Linked DNA regions of Homo sapiens: region 1 is linked to region 2. A link is a loop called in an ENCODE intact Hi-C map of the cell type or tissue named here. Cell type or tissue: endothelial cell of umbilical vein. All regions are shown on one strand. Links, peaks and the distances in the headings refer to the core of each region. The heading gives the core; the rest is flanking DNA. Region 1 overlaps FLII (FLII actin remodeling protein). Region 2 overlaps TOP3A (DNA topoisomerase III alpha).

What was found. A loop is a pair of places that touch in the nucleus more often than their neighbours do. Peaks named below come from ENCODE experiments on the same cell type or tissue, not always from the same donor. Only the 100,000 strongest peaks of a DNase experiment are listed, where the experiment ranks them.
Region 1: a loop joins it to region 2, with 2.4 times the contacts of the local background. A loop is called at or near these places in 22 of 110 quality-filtered maps.

Annotation. Positions count from the first base shown.
Region 1 is chr17:18,243,449-18,254,201 of GRCh38, reverse strand. It overlaps FLII (FLII actin remodeling protein), which reads left to right. Exons shown (of 30, transcript NM_002018.4): 7 at 20-123; 8 at 483-658; 9 at 744-901; 10 at 1,646-1,730; 11 at 2,056-2,203; 12 at 2,386-2,522; 13 at 2,725-2,937; 14 at 3,185-3,364; 15 at 4,794-4,876; 16 at 5,001-5,075; 17 at 5,319-5,402; 18 at 5,481-5,652; 19 at 6,169-6,273; 20 at 6,354-6,545; 10 more. The coding sequence ends at 9,064. It overlaps LLGL1 (LLGL scribble cell polarity complex component 1), which reads right to left. Exons shown (of 23, transcript NM_004140.4): 23 at 9,327-10,294. Among named protein-coding and RNA genes, the nearest start is that of FLII, 9.9 kb to the left of the region's middle. RefSeq lists enhancers at 5,497-5,566, 5,546-6,095, 6,646-7,197. In endothelial cell of umbilical vein, for the core only: a CTCF peak has its summit at 5,791 (motif pointing left); DNase peaks (open chromatin) are centred at 5,561 and 6,831; H3K27ac peaks cover 1,508 bases.
Region 2 is chr17:18,295,555-18,306,589 of GRCh38, reverse strand. It overlaps TOP3A (DNA topoisomerase III alpha), which reads left to right. Exons shown (of 19, transcript NM_004618.5): 5 at 1,370-1,478; 6 at 3,867-4,010; 7 at 4,156-4,326; 8 at 4,605-4,705; 9 at 6,957-7,031. Among named protein-coding and RNA genes, the nearest start is that of TOP3A, 14 kb to the left of the region's middle. RefSeq lists an enhancer at 8,736-9,434. In endothelial cell of umbilical vein, for the core only: no CTCF peak of the experiment used is centred there; a DNase peak (open chromatin) is centred at 5,349; H3K27ac peaks cover 1,276 bases.

The DNA.
Region 1 (10,753 bases), core at 1,206-9,205, 52 kb after region 2:
ACTCACGTCACCCTGGCAGGCAGCTCCCAGCGATGACGGCCCTGCAGACCCTGCACCTGCGGAGCACCCAGCGCACCCAGAGCAACCTGCCCACCAGCCTGGAGGGTCTGAGCAACCTCGCAGGTCAGGCAGCCCCAGGAGCCCCTCTGAGCTCGGGCCCCCTCTGGGCCCTCTTGCTTCCTTGGGTGGAAGGGGTTGAACCCTGCTCTTCGGACCAATACCCAGAGGGAAAAGGCTGGAGTTATGTTACAGTGACTTTTGCGATTATGATGATGCCTTAACACTGACTTTATGCCTAGAAAACTCCCCCGCAACCCCCATGTGAGGGAGTTTGTCCAAATGGAGAAACTTGGGCGCACAGCAGTTGTCACTTGCCTAAGCCACACAGCTCAGAGGTGGCAGAGCTGGGGTTCACACTAGGGCTGGCTGCCCTGGCACCTGGTGTATGGGCCCCAGCTGATGCACCCCACCCTGCACCCCAGACGTGGATCTGTCCTGCAATGACCTGACACGGGTGCCCGAGTGTCTGTACACCCTCCCCAGCCTGCGCCGCCTCAACCTCAGCAGCAACCAGATCACGGAGCTGTCCCTGTGCATAGACCAGTGGGTGCACGTGGAAACTCTGAACCTGTCCCGAAATCAGCTCACCTCACTGCCCGTGCGTCTGAGGCCCTCAGTAGGGGGATGGGAGGAAGGCCGTGAGCCTGGCCCTGACCTCCCACCCCTGCCCGTTCCCCCTCCAGTCAGCCATTTGCAAGCTGAGCAAGCTGAAGAAGCTGTACCTGAATTCCAACAAGCTGGACTTTGACGGGCTGCCCTCAGGCATTGGCAAGCTCACCAACCTGGAAGAGTTCATGGCTGCCAACAACAACCTGGAGCTGGTCCCTGAAAGTCTCTGCAGGTGCTGGGCAGGGCTGGGGCTAGCAGAGGCACTTGCAGCACAGAGAACCCCGGGATCGTAGTCAGAGCCCACCTTGTGGTCTGTGCAAGTCAGACAAAATGAAGATGGGTTAATTCACCTTTTCTTTTCTTTTCTTTTCTTTTTTGTTTTTGAGACAGAGTCTCGCTCTGTCGCCTGGGCTGGAATGTAGTGGTGCAATCTCGGCTGACTGCAGCCTCTGTCTCCCAGGTTCAAGCGAATCTCCTGCCTCAGCCTCCTGAGTAGCTGGGATTATAGGCGTGCGCTACCACGCCCGGCTCTTTTTGTATTTTTAGTAGAGATGGGGTCTCACCATGTTGGCCAGGCTGGTCTTGAATGCCTGTCCTCAAATGATCAGCCTCCCAAAGTGCTGGGATTACAGGTGTGAGCCACCACGCCCGGCCCAGTTAACTCACCTTTGTGGATGAAGACCACAGTCCCATGCCAGCCATTCCCAACTTGAGCCCCTGAGAGCACCCTTCGGGGGGCACTGTTAGGGACAAGGCCACATGACGTGGGAACGCAGTGTTGCTTCTCTCCCCTTCTGGAGATCACAGTGCCCGTAACATGGTCTCTTGGCTCTGAGAAGTCCTTCAGGCAGAGAATGGAGACCCCCGCCAGTTCCTCTGACCCTACCTGCCTCCCCTCCCCAGGACTAGGGGTTTTCTTGCCCACTTCCCCTTGTCTGTCACCTGCCTGAGGCCCTGGCTGGCCCTGTCTTCACAGGTGCCCAAAGCTGAGGAAACTTGTCCTGAACAAGAACCACCTGGTGACCCTCCCAGAAGCCATCCATTTCCTGACGGAGATCGAGGTCAGGCATGCTGGGTTTGAGAGGGCTCAAGAGAGACAAGCAAGGGGTGTGCCCTGGAGCAAGGGGGACCCAGCAGAGGCCTCCTGAGGGAGGTGGCCAGTGCCAGGGTGCCCGTGGGGAGAAGGTGGGCCCCACCTCCCTGCATCCAGAGTACATTCCACAGTCTCATTTAAGCCCCCAGCCAGCCCCAGAGGTGGGTGGGAGGAGAACCCAGTTCCCTGACCTCTCAGCCCTGGCGGCTGCAGACAAGAGCAAGAAACTGGATTGGTGTGTCTGGGAGGTAGGACCCAGGCTCAGTGCCGGCTCTGCTCACCCTATGGGGCAGGTCCTGGATGTGCGGGAGAACCCCAACCTGGTCATGCCGCCCAAGCCCGCAGACCGTGCCGCTGAGTGGTACAACATCGACTTCTCGCTGCAGAACCAGCTGCGGCTAGCGGGTGCCTCTCCTGCTACCGTGGCTGCAGCTGCAGCTGGTGAGTGGGGAAAGGTCTGGCCTGGGAACGGGGGCTCCTCTCCAGGCCTCAAATGACACATCTGTAAATTGGGTGGCATACAGCTTTCTGGACCCTGGTGGGTGGAGTTGGCCCCTGGTTGGTCGCATGCCCAAGGGGGCAGCAGGCCCAGTGAGGGCTCAGCTGTTTGCCCCTCCCCTAAGCAGGGAGTGGGCCCAAGGACCCTATGGCTCGCAAGATGCGACTGCGGAGGCGCAAGGATTCAGCCCAGGATGACCAGGCCAAGCAGGTGCTGAAGGGCATGTCAGATGTTGCCCAGGAGAAGAACAAAAAGCAGGAGGTGAGCCAGGCCAGGGTTGGGACAAGGCAGGGAGCCTTAGCTTCTGCTGAAGGCCGACCCTGGCCTTGACCCTGGCCAAGAGGGACGGGGGGTGCTGGGCAGAAAGAACAGCTGTGCAAAGGCCCTGAGGTGTGGGTAGCAAGTAAAGACTGGCCTGAGTGGCTTCACAGAGTCAAGCCGTGCTCTGTGACTCTGCCCCCAGGAGAGCGCAGATGCCCGGGCCCCCAGCGGGAAGGTGCGGCGTTGGGACCAGGGCCTGGAGAAGCCCCGCCTTGACTACTCCGAGTTCTTCACGGAGGACGTGGGCCAGCTGCCCGGACTGACCATCTGGCAGATAGAGAACTTCGTGCCTGTGCTGGTGGAGGAAGCCTTCCACGGCAAGTTCTACGAGGCTGACTGCTACATTGTGCTCAAGGTGAGGGCTGGGCATGCTGTTAGGGGCCATGTGGCCCAGTACCTTCCTCTAAGATGGCTCAGTCCCCAACTCCAGAGTTTTGTTCAGGGAGGCCAGGTGGGAGGTGGGCAGGCTGCAGGAGGTGGTCCAGGCACAGGGGCAGTACAAAGCCCCTGGGGCTGGGAAGCCTGTGCTGTTCAGAGTGGCGTCTCCGGGGTGGCCGGAAGACCAGGATGAAAGCTGATGTGGCCGGTGCCTTGGCTTCCAGACCTTTCTGGATGACAGCGGCTCCCTCAACTGGGAGATCTACTACTGGATTGGCGGGGAGGCCACACTCGACAAGAAAGCTTGCTCTGCCATCCACGCTGTCAACTTGCGCAACTACCTGGGTGCTGAGTGCCGCACTGTCCGGGAGGAGATGGGCGATGAGAGCGAGGAGTTCCTGCAGGTGCCAGCCCGTTAAAATTGGGGGTGGGCAGAGTGGGGTTCCCAGGGAACTCTGGTGCAGGGGCAGTGGGCCCAAGGCAGGTAGGCAGAACAGGTGGGCAGGCAGGGAGCTGGGGTTAAAGGGGGTGGATCAACGATACTGTGCGGGACCTAAGGCAGACCGCAGGGTGAGGTCTAAGGTGGCCAAAGCCTGGGTCAGCAAAGGAGAGTTCTGGAACGCGGGGCAGAATTCAGCCGGGCAAGGATAAGGGTACAGGCTGGGCATGGGAGCTAGACCAGTGGGCTGACACAGGGGAGCTGAGAGTAGGGTGGAAGGGGTGTTGCCAAGAGCAGTGAGAAGGCAGGGCCAAAACCTGTTATTAGGAGGCAAGGACACACCTGGATGCCAAGGAGGTGGGGCCAAGGGCGGGACCAGAGTCCAGTCTTGAATAAATTACTGAGCAGTGTTAGCCGCCAGCTGGTTACACCTAGACATATGTTCGCATGTACACACACGTGGAGTTTATGCACACACCCCACCCGCCCCGAGTTTTTTTTACCCACATTCACCCAGGTTTCCACTCTTCCATGAACCCACTTGCTTGTGTACCCTGATATGCGTGCATCTAAACATGCTGCTGGCATCTTTACAAACGTGGGTGAACGTGTCCATATTTTTCATACATCCCAACACCCCGACGTGTGTATGTTTATAGACACAGATGTGTATGTTTTATTTTAGACAGACTCTCGCTTTGTTGCCCAGGCTGGAGTGCAGTGGCACAATCTTGGCTCACTGCAACCTCCGCCCCCAGGGTTCAAGCGATTCTCCTGCCTCAGCCTCCCAAGTAGCTGGGATTACAGGCATGTGCTACCACGCCTAGCTAATTTTTGTATTTTTTTAGTAGTGATGGGGTTTTGCCATGTTGGCCAGGCTGGTCTCGAACTCCTGACCTTAGGTGATCCACCCGCCTTGGCCTCCCAAAGTACTAAGATTACAGGCATGAGCCACCGTGCCCAGCCAGATCTGTTTTTTTTGTTGTTGTTTGTTTGTTTGTTTGTTTGTTTTAAGACAGAGTTTTGCTGTTGTTGCCCAGGCTGGAGTACAATGGCACAATCTCAGCTCACTGCAACCTCCGCCTCCCAGGTTCAAACAATTCTCCTGCCTCAGCCTCCCGAGTAGCTGGGATTACAGGCATGCACCACCACGCCTGGCTAATTTATGTATTTTTAGTAGAGACAGGGTTTCTCCATGTTGGTCAGGCTGGTCTCCAACTCCTGACCTCAGGTGATCCACCCACCTCAGACTCCTGAAGTGCTGGGATTACAGGCATCATAGATTTGTAGCACTCAATTCACCTGTATGCAACTCTGTACCCCCACCTGAGGGGCAGTGGTTGGTGGGGGAGGGGGCAGCTCAGTGATGAAGAACCACACCCTCACACACACAGGTGTTTGACAACGACATCTCCTACATTGAGGGTGGAACAGCCAGTGGCTTCTACACTGTGGAAGACACACACTATGTCACCAGGTGAGGGTGTGTGGGCAGTGGGGGGTATGGACCTGGAGTCTGCTGGCAAGGGGTGGAGGGGAGGGTGTTGGGGCTAAGTTAGGCCCTTGGTGCCTACACTGAGCCACTCTTGCCCTGCGCCCAGGATGTATCGTGTGTATGGGAAAAAGAACATCAAGTTGGAGCCTGTGCCCCTCAAGGGGACCTCTCTGGACCCAAGGTGAGCCCCAACAATGTGAGGTGGGGGTGCTTCATCCTCAGCCTCCTCCCCACCAGTGGGGGCAGGTGTGGGCCTCTTAGAAGAGGAGGCCCTCTAGCAATTCCTGCCCACGAGCTTGGCGGGGGGTCCCTGGGGCTTACCCAGAAACCCCATAGTGAGGGATTTTTTTTGGTGGGGTCAGGAGCATGGGGTGACCATTGCCCCATGCACCATCACAGCTCCTTCCTGCCCCTTCTTGTCCAGGTTTGTTTTCCTGCTGGACCGAGGGCTAGACATCTACGTATGGCGGGGGGCCCAGGCCACACTGAGCAGCACCACCAAGGCCAGGTACAAGGACACCGTGGGGTCTTTTGTGTGAAGGAAAGGGGTGTGAGCCTCGCTGATGACTTTGCATCCTGCTCTCAGGCTCTTTGCAGAGAAAATTAACAAGAATGAGCGGAAAGGGAAGGCTGAGATCACACTGCTGGTGCAGGGCCAGGAGCTCCCAGAGTTCTGGGAGGCACTGGGTGGGGAGCCCTCTGAGATCAAGAAGCACGTGCCTGAAGACTTCTGGCCGCCGCAGCCCAAGCTGTACAAGGTGAGCCCTGCTGCTGAGGCCCACCTTGGCCTCCCAAGTTCACCCACCGACTGGGGGAATGGACTACACACCGATGTAGTTGGCTTTGGGCTCCATCTCGACTTTGGTGGGGAGAGGGTGCCACCTTCTGGACAAGGAACAGTATGAGCAAAGGTCTGGAGGCTGCTTTTGAGAAGTAGCCTCACGGAGTCTTTCCAGGATGGTGGGGCCGTAGGGGAGACAGAAGCACCTAGTGCCAGGGCTGGGAACCTTGGCTCAATTATCTAGATTCTTGTGAACAGGAAAGGGACACGTTAATTAGAAATGGCATGAAGGGCCTGGAGAGGGCAGGCAGGGAAAACTCCATTTAAAAGCCCTTCTGAAAGGATATCCCTAAAAAGACCTTGAAGGGGAGGGGGAAACAGAAGCAGTCAGTGAGCCACGCTGCAGGGCAGGGCTGGTTCCAGAGCAGAGGGCTGTGTGGGTGAGGTTCCTGTCTCCAGATCCCTTCCCTGCCATGCTCATCCTTCCTGCCAGGTGGGCCTGGGCTTGGGCTACCTGGAGCTGCCACAGATCAACTACAAGCTCTCCGTGGAACATAAGCAGCGTCCCAAGGTGGAGCTGATGCCAAGAATGCGGCTGGTAAGAGATGCAGGAGGAGGGCGTGGGGCCAGATCCCTCCCCGTTGGCTGGGCTTTGACCTCCAGACTCCCGGTCCGCAGCTGCAGAGTCTGCTGGACACGCGCTGCGTGTACATTCTGGACTGTTGGTCCGACGTGTTCATCTGGCTCGGCCGCAAGTCCCCGCGCCTGGTGCGCGCTGCCGCCCTCAAGCTGGGTCAGGAGCTGTGCGGGATGCTGCACCGGCCACGCCATGCCACGGTCAGCCGCAGCCTCGAGGGCACCGAGGCGCAGGTGCGCTTGCAGCTTCGGAGGCCCCTCCCCAGGATCCTTCGCACCCTGACATGCCCTGACCCCTGTGGCTTCACTACCTCCCTACAGAGCTGGGCCCAAACCCACCTCCTCTTTGCTGACTCTGCCCAGGCCCCGCCCCCTCTGCAAGCTGCCCCTCCTATTCCTACCTCCGTGTCCGAGGCCCCGCCTCCCAAGCCCCGCCCTAGATCTCCCTTGGGTCCCGCCTCAAGCCTCGGGCTACTTCCTCCAACTCTAATCATGCCGCACCCCTCATGGTTAGTTGATGGCCTCCCTGGCAGGTGTTCAAGGCCAAGTTCAAGAATTGGGACGATGTGTTGACGGTGGACTACACACGCAATGCGGAGGCCGTGCTGCAGAGCCCGGGTCTCTCCGGGAAGGTGAAACGCGACGCCGAGAAGAAAGACCAGATGAAGGCTGACCTCACTGCGCTTTTCCTGCCGCGGCAGCCGCCCATGTCGCTGGCCGAGGTGGGGGCAGGGCCGGGACCGGGGCGCGGGGGGGGGGGTGGGGGGCAGGCCGAGGGCGGGGCCTATGCGCAGAGCGCGCTCAGACCTGCCGCGGGGCGGGTCCCTCTCACCTGCAGGCGGAGCAGCTGATGGAGGAGTGGAACGAAGACCTAGACGGCATGGAGGGTTTCGTGCTGGAGGGCAAGAAGTTTGCGCGGCTGCCGGAAGAGGAGTTTGGCCACTTCTACACGCAGGACTGCTACGTCTTCCTCTGCAGGTACCACCTCAGCACTCCCTTCCCCAAGTCCCTCCCCTGGTGCTGGGGGCTCGAGCCCCTGCTCACAACCTTCCAACCCGGCAGGTACTGGGTGCCTGTGGAGTACGAGGAGGAGGAAAAGAAGGAAGACAAGGAGGAGAAGGCCGAGGGCAAAGAAGGCGAGGAAGCAACCGCTGAGGCAGAGGAGAAGCAGCCAGAGGAGGACTTCCAGTGCATCGTGTACTTCTGGCAGGGCCGTGAAGCCTCCAATATGGGCTGGCTCACCTTCACCTTCAGCCTGCAAAAGAAGTTCGAGAGCCTCTTCCCTGGGAAGCTGGAGGTGTGCCTGGCAGCCCCGCGAGCCCGAGGCCAGGCGGAGGGGTGTGGTGGGGCTCAGACCCAGCGAAGGTTAGGCTCCCGAGGGGCAGGTGGGGGTCCAGGGAGCTGCCCCTAACACTTCCACATCCCCAGGTGGTACGCATGACGCAGCAGCAGGAGAACCCCAAGTTCCTGTCCCATTTCAAGAGGAAGTTCATCATCCACCGGGGCAAGAGGAAGGCGGTCCAGGGCGCCCAACAGCCCAGCCTCTACCAGATCCGCACCAACGGCAGCGCCCTCTGCACCCGGTGCCTGGCTGGGGGAGGACGCAGTGGCGAGCAAGCGTCAGGGAGCCAGGCCTGAATCCTTGCTGATGCCCCATCCCTTCCACAGGTGCATCCAGATCAACACCGACTCCAGCCTCCTCAACTCCGAGTTCTGCTTCATCCTCAAGGTGGGGTTGTGGGTGTGAGCCAGGACTCCGTGGACCAAGGGGTGGGGTGTTTGGGGGCTGAGTCAGCTGCGAACACCCCCACCCCTGCACACTCCCCAGGTTCCCTTTGAGAGTGAGGACAACCAGGGCATCGTGTATGCCTGGGTGGGCCGGGCATCAGACCCTGACGAAGCCAAGTTGGCAGAAGACATCCTGAACACCATGTTTGACACCTCCTACAGCAAGCAGGTCAGGAGGCGGGCGGGCAGGCGGGCACACACAGAGGAGCCAGGGCAGGCAGGGGCCCTGGGCTGGACTGGCCTTTCCCGCAGGTTATCAACGAAGGTGAGGAGCCTGAGAACTTCTTCTGGGTGGGCATTGGGGCACAGAAGCCCTATGATGACGATGCCGAGTACATGAAACACACACGTCTCTTCCGGTGAGGCCAGGGCCCTGACCCTCCCCTCAGTCCTGGCACTGCTGCTTATGACCTCTGGCCTCACCTTGACCCTTGATTCCCAGGTGCTCCAACGAGAAGGGCTACTTTGCAGTGACTGAGAAATGCTCCGACTTTTGCCAAGATGACCTGGCAGATGATGACATCATGTTGCTAGACAATGGCCAAGAGGTGTGATGTTGCCACTAGCCCTGCCCATCCAAGGAGGCGCCCATAGACTTACTTACAAATGGGAATTCTCGGGCCAGGAGCAAGGGGCTGTTCCCAGGCACCCATGCAACCGTATCTCCCCTGCTGCCCCCACAGGTCTACATGTGGGTGGGGACCCAGACTAGCCAGGTGGAGATCAAGCTGAGCCTGAAGGCCTGCCAGGTAATCTGGGTGGAGGGAGGGCCGAGGTGGGCCTGTGGGCAGGGCAGGGTCATCACCCAAGGCTCGCTGTCCCCTTGCCAGGTATATATCCAGCACATGCGGTCCAAGGAACATGAGCGGCCGCGCCGGCTGCGCCTGGTCCGCAAGGGCAATGAGCAGCACGCCTTTACCCGCTGCTTCCACGCCTGGAGCGCCTTCTGCAAGGCCCTGGCCTAAGACAGGCTGGCACAGCCCCAGGCTTGGTGAGGAAGAGGAAGGGGCCTCATCCACTGTCTGCTAGCAAAGAATGTACTCAGGTGACACCACCTGCTCCAGCCACGTCCAGTGCCACAGTCCCCAGTAGCCTCAAGCAGCACCAATGGGGATGACCCTGACAGGTGCCCTCAGGGGTCTGGGAAATCCAACTCTCTCCACAGTGTGAGTGCACGTGTGAAGCCCCCTCACTCTTCCGCTAGGGATAAAGCAGATGTGGATGCCCTTTAAGAGATATTAAATGCTTTTATTTTCAATATTAAAAATCAGTATTTTTAATATTAAAATGGCGCTAATTTTAACAAAACGACAGAAAAAAACCCCAAGGTACAATCTACAGGGAAACTCATCTTGACCCCCCCCCCTGCCCCCCCCCCCCGCCGGACACACACACCTGACTAGGCCCCAGATGTGGGTGCCCAGCAGAGCTCCCAGTCACATCCATGCCCGCACACACACACTCATGACAGGCTGGGGACTGGCCCAGAAGCAGGTACCAAAATAGTTTAGTTTTAGAAACAACTGTCCAGCCCAGGCGCTAGAAAAATACTCTTTGCAGGGCTGGGCATGGTGGCTCACGCCTGTAATCCCAGCACTTTGGGAGGCTGAGGTGGGTGGATCACGAGGTCAGGAGATCGAGACCATCCTGGCTAACATGGTGAAACCCCATCTCTACTAAAAATACAGAAAAAATTAGCTGGGCGTGGTGGTGGGCGCCTGTAGTCCCAGCTACTTGGGAGGCTGAGGCAGAAGAATGGCGGGAACCCAGAAGGCGGGGCTTGCAGTGAGCAGAGATGGGGCCACTGCACTCCAGCCTGGGCGACAGAGCAAGACTCCGTCTTTAAGAAAAAAAAAAAAAAGGAAAAATACTCTGCAAAGTGAGGGGGAAGGATGGTGTGTGGAGGGGGGGAGGTGGCACAGGTGCTGGGCCCCACCTGTCCTCTTCCCTAGGCAGTGGGCCCCCAGGGCAGCCAAATGCCTGCAGGAGGGCTCAGTTCTGGCCCAGGTCCCAGGCCCACACCCTGGGGCTGGTGCTGCTCCAGGGCCCAGGGTCAGGCGGGACAGGACAGCAGGTCCCAGTGGAGCCTACAGGTTAGCAGGCGTGGTTCTATGTTAAGGGGCCAGGCAGGTGCCAGGGATCCAGCACTCCAGCTCCGAGCAGGGCAGGTGGAGGTCGGGATAGTTCTGGCCTTCCTGGAAGAGGGAGAGAAGAGGTATCAGCAGAAGGTGAGGGAGGGCAAAAGGGCAGATGGATTGCCACAGCGGCCAGACCACACAGGTGCTGCCACTGTCTCCTCTGCAGGGCAGGCATGGCCCTTCAGTGACCACCTGAGATGGGCTTGCTGAGTCTCCAGATGGGTATCCAAGCGCCAGGCCACATATGCCCCACTGAGGCCAGGGAGAGGCACCAGACAAAGAGCTGGGAGGTGTCCATGTCCTGTGCAGGGTGAGGCTATGGCCTACAGTCAGGTGCCTGGGAACATGAGGCAGCAAATGCGCTGGGCAGATCTATGGGCCCCACATCTAGGTGAGGATCCACAGACTCAGGCAGGGGTAAGTCAGCCACTTGCTGGGCCCAACCGATGAGACCTGACCTCGTGCACCTCAGTGATCTCATCTATGAAACAGGCTGGCCAAACCAGCTCCCAAGCC
Region 2 (11,035 bases), core at 1,788-9,787:
TTGAGACCAGCCTGGGCAACATAGTGAGACCCTATCTCTCAAAAAAAAAAAAAAATTTAACCAGGCATGGTGATGTATGCCTATAGTCCCAGCTACTAGTAAGGCTGAGGAAGGAGGATTACTTGATCCCAGGAGGCAGGAGGTTGAGGCTGCAGTGAGCCGTAATCACACCACCACACTCCAGCCTGGTGAGAAAGTGAGACCCTATCAAAAAATAATCCTAAGTATTGTAAATTATTAGCGCGTAGCCCCCATCTCACCCCTTGTTAGATGAAAGAGGCTACAAAGTATAAATGCCTGTTTGACAGTAAATTGCCAGTTGTCAAGCAGTCAGGGCATGTATAGTTAATTTATTTTTAATTTTTATTTATTTATTTATTTATTTTTTGAGACGAAGTCTCGCTCTTGTCCCCCAGGCTGGAGTATGATGGTGCAATCTCAGCTCACTGCAACCTCTGCCTCCAGGTTCAAGCGATTCTCTTGCCTTAGCCTCTCAAGTAGCTGAGATTACAGGCGCCTGCCACCACACCCGGCTAATTTGTGCATTTTTAACAGAGATGGGGTTTCACCATGTTGGCCAGGCTGGTCTCGAACTCCTGACCTCACGTGATCCACCCGCCTCAGCCTCCTAAAGTTTTGGGATTACAGGTGTGAGCCACCGAGCCTGGCCAGTTAATTTATTGAGAACTGATAAAACTTTGGATGAAATTCAATTGGGATTCATTTTGTTTTGTTTTGTTTTGTTTTGTTTTGAGATGGAGTCTTGCTCTGTCACCCAGGCTGGACTGCAGTGGTGCGATCTCGACTCACTGCAAGCTGCGCCTCCCGGGTTCATGCCATTCTCCTGCCTCAGCTTCCCGAGTAGCTGGGACTACAGGTGCCTGCCACCATGCCCGGCTAATTTTTTGTATTTTTAGTAGAGACAGGGTTTCACCGTGTTAACCAGGATGGTCTCGATCTCCTGACCTCGTGATCCACCCACCTCGGCCTCCCAAAGTGCTGGGATTACAGGCGTGAGCCACCACGCCCAGCCGGCTTCGTTTTTTTTAACTAGGTCATAATCAGAACCTCTCGAAGTGTGCGTGCGCGCGCGCGCGCGCGCGTGTGTGTGTGTTAGAGCTGAATTTCAGGTTTTGTCATATTGGGGAAGTTATATTAAACCCTCTATTCTAGAAACTCGTTTATGGTTCTAAGGGGTTGTATCATGATTAGCACCAATGAGAGCAGTTTTCTCTGTTCTCTTTCCCTTGCCAAGTTGTCACACTCCAAGAGCAGCATTAACCTTCAGTCAGATCCCCTTAGCTTAGAGATGTCAAGTCACTGTTGTGCAATTCTGTTCTCACCACTCTTATTCCACTGCGAACTTAAGAAAACTTTGGAACGAGAGACTCGCCAGTGCCAGGCTCTGGTGATCTGGACTGACTGTGATAGAGAAGGCGAAAACATCGGGTTTGAGATTATCCACGTGTGTAAGGCTGGTAAGTGCTGCTGCTGCTGCTGACTTTCTCTACTTTGGAACTCCATAAATAGAGTGTTCTTGTTTATATGTGCACATGGGCCACGGATGAGGTCCTCTGCAGGTACTCTCCCTCCCAGTCTGTGAGTCCCACCAGCCATGTGTCCTGGAGCAAATCACTGAGCCATTGGGAGCCTCAACTTCCTTGTCTCTAACATCAGGCCAATCTGACATGTTTCCTGGGACTGCCACAGAGATTAGATGAGTTAATGAGTGGTGTAAACCATTTAGCCCAGGACTCATTTCTTGTTAGGTACAAGCATACAAGCAGATACCCGGCTCCTTGAGAACAGGGACTTTATATTCTTTTTGTTGTTGTTGTTGTTGTTATATATTGAATTCTTTTAGTATTTGGTTAATGGAAGCAAAAATAGAAAAATAAAATTACATATTGAATATGTATAAAAGAATGAATATACCACAAGTAAAGTACAAAAAATAATTATAAAATGTTCTGTTTTCTTTTTTAATCTCTCATATTATACAATGCTCGACTATTAATAAATAATTGTTGCAGTGGATTTAAAGGCTCTAACAGTGTTAATGGTTTTGGGTAACTTAGAGGGAGTGATGAACAGGCCATTCTCTGGCTCAGAGGGTGGGGTTGCTACTTTCCTTTAGTGGTTTTGTGTTCAAAGCTGTAATGACTCCTGGAAATTTAAGTGCATTAACTTTCAAGGACAGTGTGTATATGTCCTATATTCTTTGCTGAAGGGACATGAAATTCCCCTACAGAACCCTTTAATTGACAATATTTTTCTTTTCTCAAAAGGCCTGAGAGAGCAAGTAAGATTAAAGTTGCAAAAGGCAGCCAGGCACGGTGGCTCATGCCTGTAATCCCAGCACTTTGGGAGGCTGAGGCAGGTGGATCTCCTGAGGTCAGGTGTTCAAGACCAGCCTGGTCAACATGGTGAAACCCTGTCTCTACTAAAAATACAAAAATTAGCCAGGTGTGGTGGCGGGCGCCTGTAGTCCCAGCTACTCAGGAGACCAAGGCAGGAGAATTGCTTGAACCCAGGAAGCAGAGGTTGCAGTGAGCCGAGATTGCACCACTGCACTCCAGCCTGGGTGACAGAGTGAGACTGTCTCCAAAAAAAAAATGTTCACCAAGAGCATTTTAGTATTTTAGTTATTGGAGGGGGCCTGCCCCTCCACACCTGTGGGTATTTCTCACAAGGTGGAGACGAGAGACTGAGAAAAGAAAGAAGACACACACAAAGTAAAGGGGAAGAAAAGTGGGCCCAGGGGACCGGCGCTCAGCAAGTGAAGACCTACACCAGTGCTGGTCTCAGTTCCTCAGTATTTATCAATCACTATCTTTACTATCTCAGGGAGGGGAATGCAGTGTGACTATAGGGTGTTGGTGGGGAGAGGGTCAGCAGGAAAACAAACAAAAGACTGTGTCATAAATAAGTTTAAGGGAAGGTGCTGTGCCTGGATGTGCACGTAGGCTAGATTTATGTTTACCTTTACATAAACATCTCAGTGCAGTAAAGAGTAACAGAGCAGTATTGCCGCCGTGATGTCTCGCCTCCAGCCATAAGGTGGTTTTCTCCTATCTCAGAATAGAATATATGGTCGGTTGTACACCGAGTCATTCCATTCCCAGAGACGTGCAGGAGACAGATGCCTTCTTATCTCAACCGCATAGAGGCCTTACTCTTTCACTAATCCTCCTCAGCACTGACCCTTTACGAGTGTCGGGCTGGGGGGCTGTAAGTCTTTCCCTTCCCACGAGGCCATATCTCAGGCTGTCTCAGTCGGGGGAAACCTTGACAATACCCAGGCTTTCTTGGGCAGGGGTCCCTGCGGCCTTCCACAGTGCATTGTGTCTCTGGTTAATAGAGAGTGGAGAATGGCGATGACTTTCACAAAGCGTACTGCCTGCAAACACATTTTTAACAAAGCACATCCTGCACAGGCCTAAATCCTTTAAACCTTGAGTCAATACAGCACATGTTTTTGTGAGCACAGGGTTGGGACAAGTCACAGATTATTAACAGCATCTCAAAGCAGAACAATTTTTCTTAGTACAGATCAAAATGGAGTTTCTTTATGTCTTCCTTTTTCTACTAGACACAGTAACGATCTGATCTCTCTTTTCCCCACAGTTACTAGCTAAAATTAACTCCATCACTATTTCTGACAGTACACTCAGTTTAAAGGTTATGGTGATGTTTCCTCTTTAGACACTGTACACCATTGATTTAACCTAATAGGTAAATTGGTCATCTCACAGCTTCTTGAACTGGTTTGCCTTTATTTCAAGGGGCTTTAAGAAAAGTGAGTCCTTTATGATGGAGGGCAGTGTGATTTGACTTTGACCTTGGTAACACCTTGTGTTCTGCAGTAAAGCCCAATCTGCAGGTGTTGCGAGCCCGATTCTCTGAGATCACACCCCATGCCGTCAGGACAGCTTGTGAAAACCTGACCGAGCCTGATCAGAGGGTGAGCGATGCTGTGGATGTGAGGCAGGAGCTGGACCTGAGGATTGGTGAGGAGCTAGGCAGACCTCTCCCATGGCCACATTAATGTTGTGTTATGGGACCAAAAATGGGCTCTGTGTCGATATGTGCAGCCAGCCCTGGACTCTCATTATCCATCATTTTCACCTTCCTTCACTCTCCTTCACTCTCCAGGAGCTGCCTTTACTAGGTTCCAGACCCTGCGGCTTCAGAGGATTTTTCCTGAGGTGCTGGCAGAGCAGCTCATCAGTTACGGCAGCTGCCAGTTCCCCACACTGGGCTTTGTGGTGGAGCGGTTCAAAGCCATTCAGGCTTTTGTACCAGAAATCTTCCACAGAATTAAAGGTAGGGCCTGGAGTGGGTGTTATGGCCTGGGACCTATGGGCTCAAGGTTAAGGAGGGGGACTGTGAGCATTAATAGCACTAATAAAGATGTGATTTATTTTAGTCTTGCTGTCATCCTCCCTGGCCCATTACAATCCACTTAAAGTTCCCTTTGTTATCCAGAAACTCCTCCCTATTTGATATTCGTTTGACTTTCACCACAATAAACCTTTTTCTATCTGTCATATCATGACATGTCTCTGAGACACAGCCTTTCTGTTTGTCTCTCCTTAATATAGTAACTCATGACCACAAAGATGGTATCGTAGAATTCAACTGGAAAAGGCATCGACTCTTTAACCACACGGCTTGCCTAGTTCTCTATCAGTTGTGTGTGGAGGTAAGAACCCCTAATGATCTAGGAAACATTCTGCACACCTCCCAAACCACTCCCACTGTCGGCAGAGGTGATCTGTCTCATTCTCCCATTGGACTTTAGCTTTAAGTTTGCATCTCAGGGGATCACTTTTTGGGAACCAATAAGACGAACCCCATGAGAACAGCACTAAAAGGAAAAGGGAAGTATCTACATTATTTTTAGATAAAATCAGAAATTTTGGGAAACGTATAGTTGAAATCCCCTCTTGGGGCATATACTATCACCAGAAATTAGCAAGGATTATCTAGACCAGTCCAGGTCATTGACTTATAGAGCTAGGAGAGAATGAACAGCATTTGGCTCAGCCCCCTCTTTATTGGTCACATGAGGACATCTAGAGAAGTGAAAGTCACAAATTAGTGGGCTAATTTTATATAGTGATAAAAGCTAGGAAGAAAATAAAGCAAGGTAAAGGGATAGAGAAAGGCCGGAGGGACAGTGAGGGGAGGGGTAACACTTGAGCAGAGGCTGGAGAGATTAGGGAAAGGGCTGGCGGGGTGGGTGGGACACGCATGTGTCATAGAAGGGAGCAAGACTGGCCCGGGTCATAGGCCAGTTGGTGGCAGAGTTGGGACCCACCCTAATGTTTCCTGGCCCTTGGGCTGATTGTTTACTTTCTGATGCCACTTCCTATTAGCACATAACAGCCTGGTTTAACCCAGGGGCTGCACAGAGTCATGCTTAAGTAAAATTCCGAGCTCTCTAGGCTTAATTCATGGTGTGCTTCTTGGCTGTAGCCCACTGGCAGATTTGTTACTAATTAGGCAAAGGGATGTGATAACTGTGCAGCACCCGCTATGGACCAGGTACACTTCGTTATGTGTTGTTTTGTTTAATCCTAATAATGCCTCTGAAGGCAGTGATAGCATCCACATTTTCCAGATGAGGAAGCTAAAGAAAGTGAAGAGACTTAACCCACAGACACGTGAGAGCTGTACATGGCAGAGTCCTAGTGTGTCCCTGCCCCTTCTGCAGACCATGCTGCCTTCTCCATCTCTCTCTCACTCCACCCTTTGACCCTGGACCACTGGGAGTCTCTGTGACACTGTACAATTATTTGTTAAATAAAAAGACCACCAGCCTGGGTTTCATAGTGAAACCCCATCTTTCTAAAAAAGAAAAATTAGCTGGGCGTGGTGGTACCTGCATATAGTTCCATCTACTTGGGAGGCTGAGGTGGGAGAATCGCTTGAGCCCAGCAGATTGAGGCTGCAGTGAGCCATGATTATGCCACTGCACTTCAGCCTGAGTGACAGAACGAGATACTGCCTCAAAAAAAAAATCAAATAATAATAAAATATAAAAGTAAGTAATAAAAAGACCTGCCCTGTTTCTCCTTCACTCGGATGTGGTGCGGGACTACGTGGTGGGTGATGTAAACTATGAAGCTGGTTTTAAGATTAAAGGTCTCCAACTTGTACAATTTCTCCTATTTCTTTTTTTTTTCTCCCCCGAGACAAAGTCTAGCTCATTTGCCAGGCTGGAGTGCAATGGCACGATCTCAGCTCACTGCAACCTCTACCTCCCGGGTTCAAGCGATTCTCCTGCCTCAGCCTCCCCAGTAGCTGGAACTACAGGCGTGCACCACCACGCCCAGCTAATTTTTGTATTTTTAGTAGAGATGGATTTTCACCATGTTGGCCAGGATGGTCTAGCTCTCGACCTTGTAATCCGCCCGCCTCGGCCTCCCAAAGTGGTGGGATTACAGGCGTGAGCCACTGTGCCCAGCAATTTCTCCTATTTCTAACTGTATTATCCTGAATTTTTTTTTTAAAGGAGCACTGGGCCAAGCATGGTGGCTTATGGGAGTATTGCTTGAGCCCAGGACTTCTGGGCCAGCCTGGGCAACATAGCAAGACCCCATCTCTGTATTTTAAAGAAAACAACAACAGAAAGAGCACTGTGCACGTGTACATAGAAAACTGTACTCAGGTGATGCATAGGCTGTTGGATTTCATAGGCTCTGGTGGAAGCACCTTAAGGCTTGTGAAATTGCCCTTCACAATCTTGGTTTGAGTGGGAAAGTAGTGATGGTGTCTACCATACTGTCAGCTACAAGCGACATTAAGTGGGGCACTCTTCTAGGCTGTCACTGCGGGCTTAGCTGGCGGTGGTCAGTGTGATCTAGAAGGATTGGCATGGGCTATCCATAGGAAGGATGGAGATGATGCACTAACAGGTTAACATGGTCTTTTCTTTCCTGGCTTTCTAGGATCCCATGGCAACTGTGGTAGAGGTCAGATCTAAGCCCAAGAGCAAGTGGCGGCCTCAAGCCTTGGACACTGTGGTATGTTCCAGACAGGCTGTTTCAGGCACTCGGGGAACACTTACTGTTTTGAGGCTGTGGTTCTACCGCCTAGACTGTGGCTTGGTGGAAGAAAATATCACCCATCACCAGGCCACACAAGAAAACACTGGAGAAAGACACGGTCCTGCTTAGCCTCACTGTTTGTTTTTTTGTTTATTTTGTTTTTGTAGACTCAAACTTCTGGGCTCAAGAGATCTTCCCACCTCAGCCTCCCAAGTAGCTGGGACTATAGTCATGTACCACTATGACCAGCTAATTATTTTTAAAATTTTTTGGTAGAGATGGAATCTCACTATGTTGACTAGGCTAGTCTCAAGCTTCTGGCCTCAAGTGATTCTCCAGCCCCAGCCTCCCAAAGTACTGGGATTACAGGCATAAGCCACCACACCCAACCACTGCTTGGCCTGTTATTTTTTATTTTTTATTTTTTGAGATGGAGTTTTGCTCTTTTTTTTTTTTAATTTTAATTTTATTTTTATTTTTTTTAATTGATCATTCTTGGGTGTTTCTCACAGAGGGGGATTTGGCAGGGTCACAGGACAATAGTGGAGGGAAGGTCAGCAGATAAACAAGTGAACAAAGGTCTCTGGTTTTCCTAGGCAGAGGACCCTGCGGCCTTCCGCAGTGTTTGTGTCCCTGGGTACTTGAGATTAGGGAGTGGTGATGACTCTTAAGGAGCATGCTGCCTTCAAGCATCTGTTTAACAAAGCACATCTTGCACTGCCCTTAATTCATTCAACCCTGAGTGGATACAGCACATGTTTCAGATAGCACAGGGTTGGGGGTAAGGTCACAGATCAACAGGATCCCAAGGCAGAAGAATTTTTCTTAGTACAGAACAAAATGAAAAGTCTCCCACGTCTACCTCTTTCTACACAGACACGGCAACCATCCGATTTCTCAATCTTTTCCCCACCCTTCCCCCCTTTCTATTCCACAAAACCTCCATTGTCATCATGGCCCGTTCTCAATGAGCTGTTGGGTACACCTCCCAGACAGGGTGGTGGCCGGGCAGAGGGGATCCTCACTTCCCAGTAGGGGCAGCCGGGCAGAGGCGCCCCTCACCTCCCGGACGGGGCGGCTGGCCGGGCGGGGGGCTGACCCCCCCACCTCCCTCCCGGACGGGGAGGCTGGCCGGGTGGGGGGCTGACCCCCCCACCTCCCTCCCGGATGGGGCGGCTGGCCGGGCGGGGGGCTGACCCTCCCACCTCCCTGCCGGACGAGGTGGCTGCTGGGCAGAGACGCTCCTCACTTCCCAGACGGGGTGGCTGCTGGGCGGAGGGGCTTCTCACTTCTCAGACGGCGCGGCTGCTGGGCGGAGGGGCTCCTCACTTCTCAGACGGGGCGGTTGCCGGGCGGAGGGGCTCCTCACTTCTCAGACGGGGTGGTTGCCAGGCAGAGGGTCTCCTCACCTCTCAGACGGGGCGGCCGGGCAGAGACGCTCCTCACATCCCAGACGGGGCGGCAGGGCAGAGGTGCTCCCCACATCTCAGACGATGGGCGGCCGGGCAGAGACGCTCCTCACTTCCCAGATGGGATGGCGGCCGGGAAGAGGCGCTCCTCACTTCCTAGATGGGATGGCGGCCGGGCAGAGACGCTCCTCACTTTCCAGACTGGGCAGCCAGGCAGAGGGGCTCCTCACATCCCAGACGATGGGCGGCTGGGCAGAGACGCTCCTCACTTCCCAGATGGGGTGGCGGCCGGGCAGAGGCTGCAATCTCGGCACTTTGGGAGGCCAAGGCAGGCTGCTGGGAGGTGAAGGTTGTAGCGAGCCGAGATCACGCCACTGCACTCCAGCCTGGGCACCATTGAGCACGGAGTGAACGAGACTCCGTCTGCAATCCCGGCACCTCAGGATGCCGAGGCTGGCGGATCACTAGCGGTTAGGAGCTGGAGACCAGCCCAGCCAACACAGCGAAACCCCGTCTCCACCAAAAAAATACGAAAACCAGTCAGGTGTGGCGGCGCGCGCCTGCAATCGCAGGCAGTCCGCAGGCTGAGGCAGGAGAATCAGGCAGCAGTACCGTCCAGCTTCAGCTCGGCATCAGAGGGAGACCGTGGAGAGAGGGAGACGGAGACCGTGGGGAGAGGGAGAGGGACAGGGACAGGGACAGGGCGCAGTTTCGCTCTTGTTGCCTAGGCTGGAGTGCAATGGTGCGGTCTCAGCTCACCACAACTTCTGCCTCCCGGGTTCAAGTGATTCTCCTGCCTCAGCCTCCCAAGTAGCTGGGATTATAGGCATGCACCACCATGCCTGGCTAATTTTGTGTTTGTAGTAGAGACAGGGTTTCTCCATGTTGGTCAGGCTGGTCTCGAACTTCTGACCTCAGGTGATCTGCCCACCTCAGCCTCCCAAAGTGCTGGGATTAGAGGCGTGAGCCACCGCGCCTGGCCTTTTTTTTGTTGTTTTTGTTAACAAATGCAATATAACTGCATTGTATGAGGTTTGGGAAACAAAAAGAGGAAGACAACCTATGGCTTCACCATCCTTACATAATTACTAGTATCTCTTCCTGTTTTTTAATATGCATATTTTTACAGCATTATAATTAGAGTAGCTTTTCCACCCAAGCATTTTTTTCATGTTGCTGTATAATCTGTATAAATATTGCTTTAAATAATCTGCTATATGAACCTACTTTAGAACAGGGCTTCTCAAATTATTTGACCCCAGAAAGAGCCACCCTGACAGAACATAAGTCTGAGTAAATCACATTAGGAGTATGCCTTCTCAGTCACCACTTAGCAGGAAAATTTGGGATAGAATTACTATTAGAATTCACTCTGGAGGTTGGACATACAGAACACTCAGGCTAACAAGCATGGAGGCTAAGAAGCACACAGGGACTGGTGGTCAGTGCGTTCTTTTGTCTTGGTCAAGCCACAATAAATGTGTATATGTGTGGAGGGATTGCATGGGGGAAGTTATGCATTTTGTTTGTTTGTTTGTTTGTTTTTTGAGACAGAGTCTTGCTCTGTCGCCAGGCTGGAGTGCAGTGGCGTGATCTTGGTTCACTGCAACCTCCGTCTCCCGGGCTCAAGCGAGTCTCCTGCCTCAGCCTCCTGAGTAGCTGGGACTATAGGTGCGCGCCACCACACCCAGCTAATTTTTGTATTTTTAGTAGAGATGGGGTTTCACCATGTTGGCCAGGGTAGTCTCAATCTATTGAACTTGTGATCCGCCCGCCTCGGCCTCCCAAAGTGCTGGGATTAGAGGCATGACCCACCGTGCCCAGCTGCATTGATTTTATATAGTAGGCATATGTGTTTTAGTCCTCCCTGGTTAAGTGTGCTGTAGTGTGACGTATAGTCATCAGCATTGTTAGCTTGTCACCTAGGGAAAAGAACAGCTCATTATTTTCACCCTCCAGGAGAATTTACTGGGGCTTGGGTGGTATTCCCAAAGTGTGGTTCTCAGACTGTCTGTGTTAAAGCAGTGTATTAGACTGCTTGTTAAAAAATGTAGATTTCGGGCCGGGCGCAGTGGCTCACGCCTGTAATCTCAGCACTTTGGGAGGCTGAGGCGGGCAGATCACGAGGTAGGAGATCGAGACCATCCTGGCTAACATGGTGAAACCCTGTCTCTACTAAAAATAGAAAAAATCAGCCAGGCGTGGTGGCAGGTGCCTGTAGTCCCAGCTACTCGGGAGGCTGAGGCAGGAGAATTGGCGTGAACCCAGGAGGCAGAGCTTACAGTGAGCCGAGATCACGCCACTGCACTCCAGCCTGGATGACAGAGCAAGACTCCATGTGAAAAAAAAAAAAAATGTAGATTTCTGGGCCAGACGCGGTGGCTCACGCCTGTAATCACAGCACTTTGGGAGGCCAAGGCAGGCAGATCACCTGAGGTCAGGAATTTGAGACCAGCCTGGCCAACATGGCAAAACCCCGTCTCTACTGAAAACACAAGAATTAGCCAGCCATGGTGAGCACCTGTAGTCCCAGCTACTCAGGAGGCTGAGGCAGGAGAATCGCATGAACCC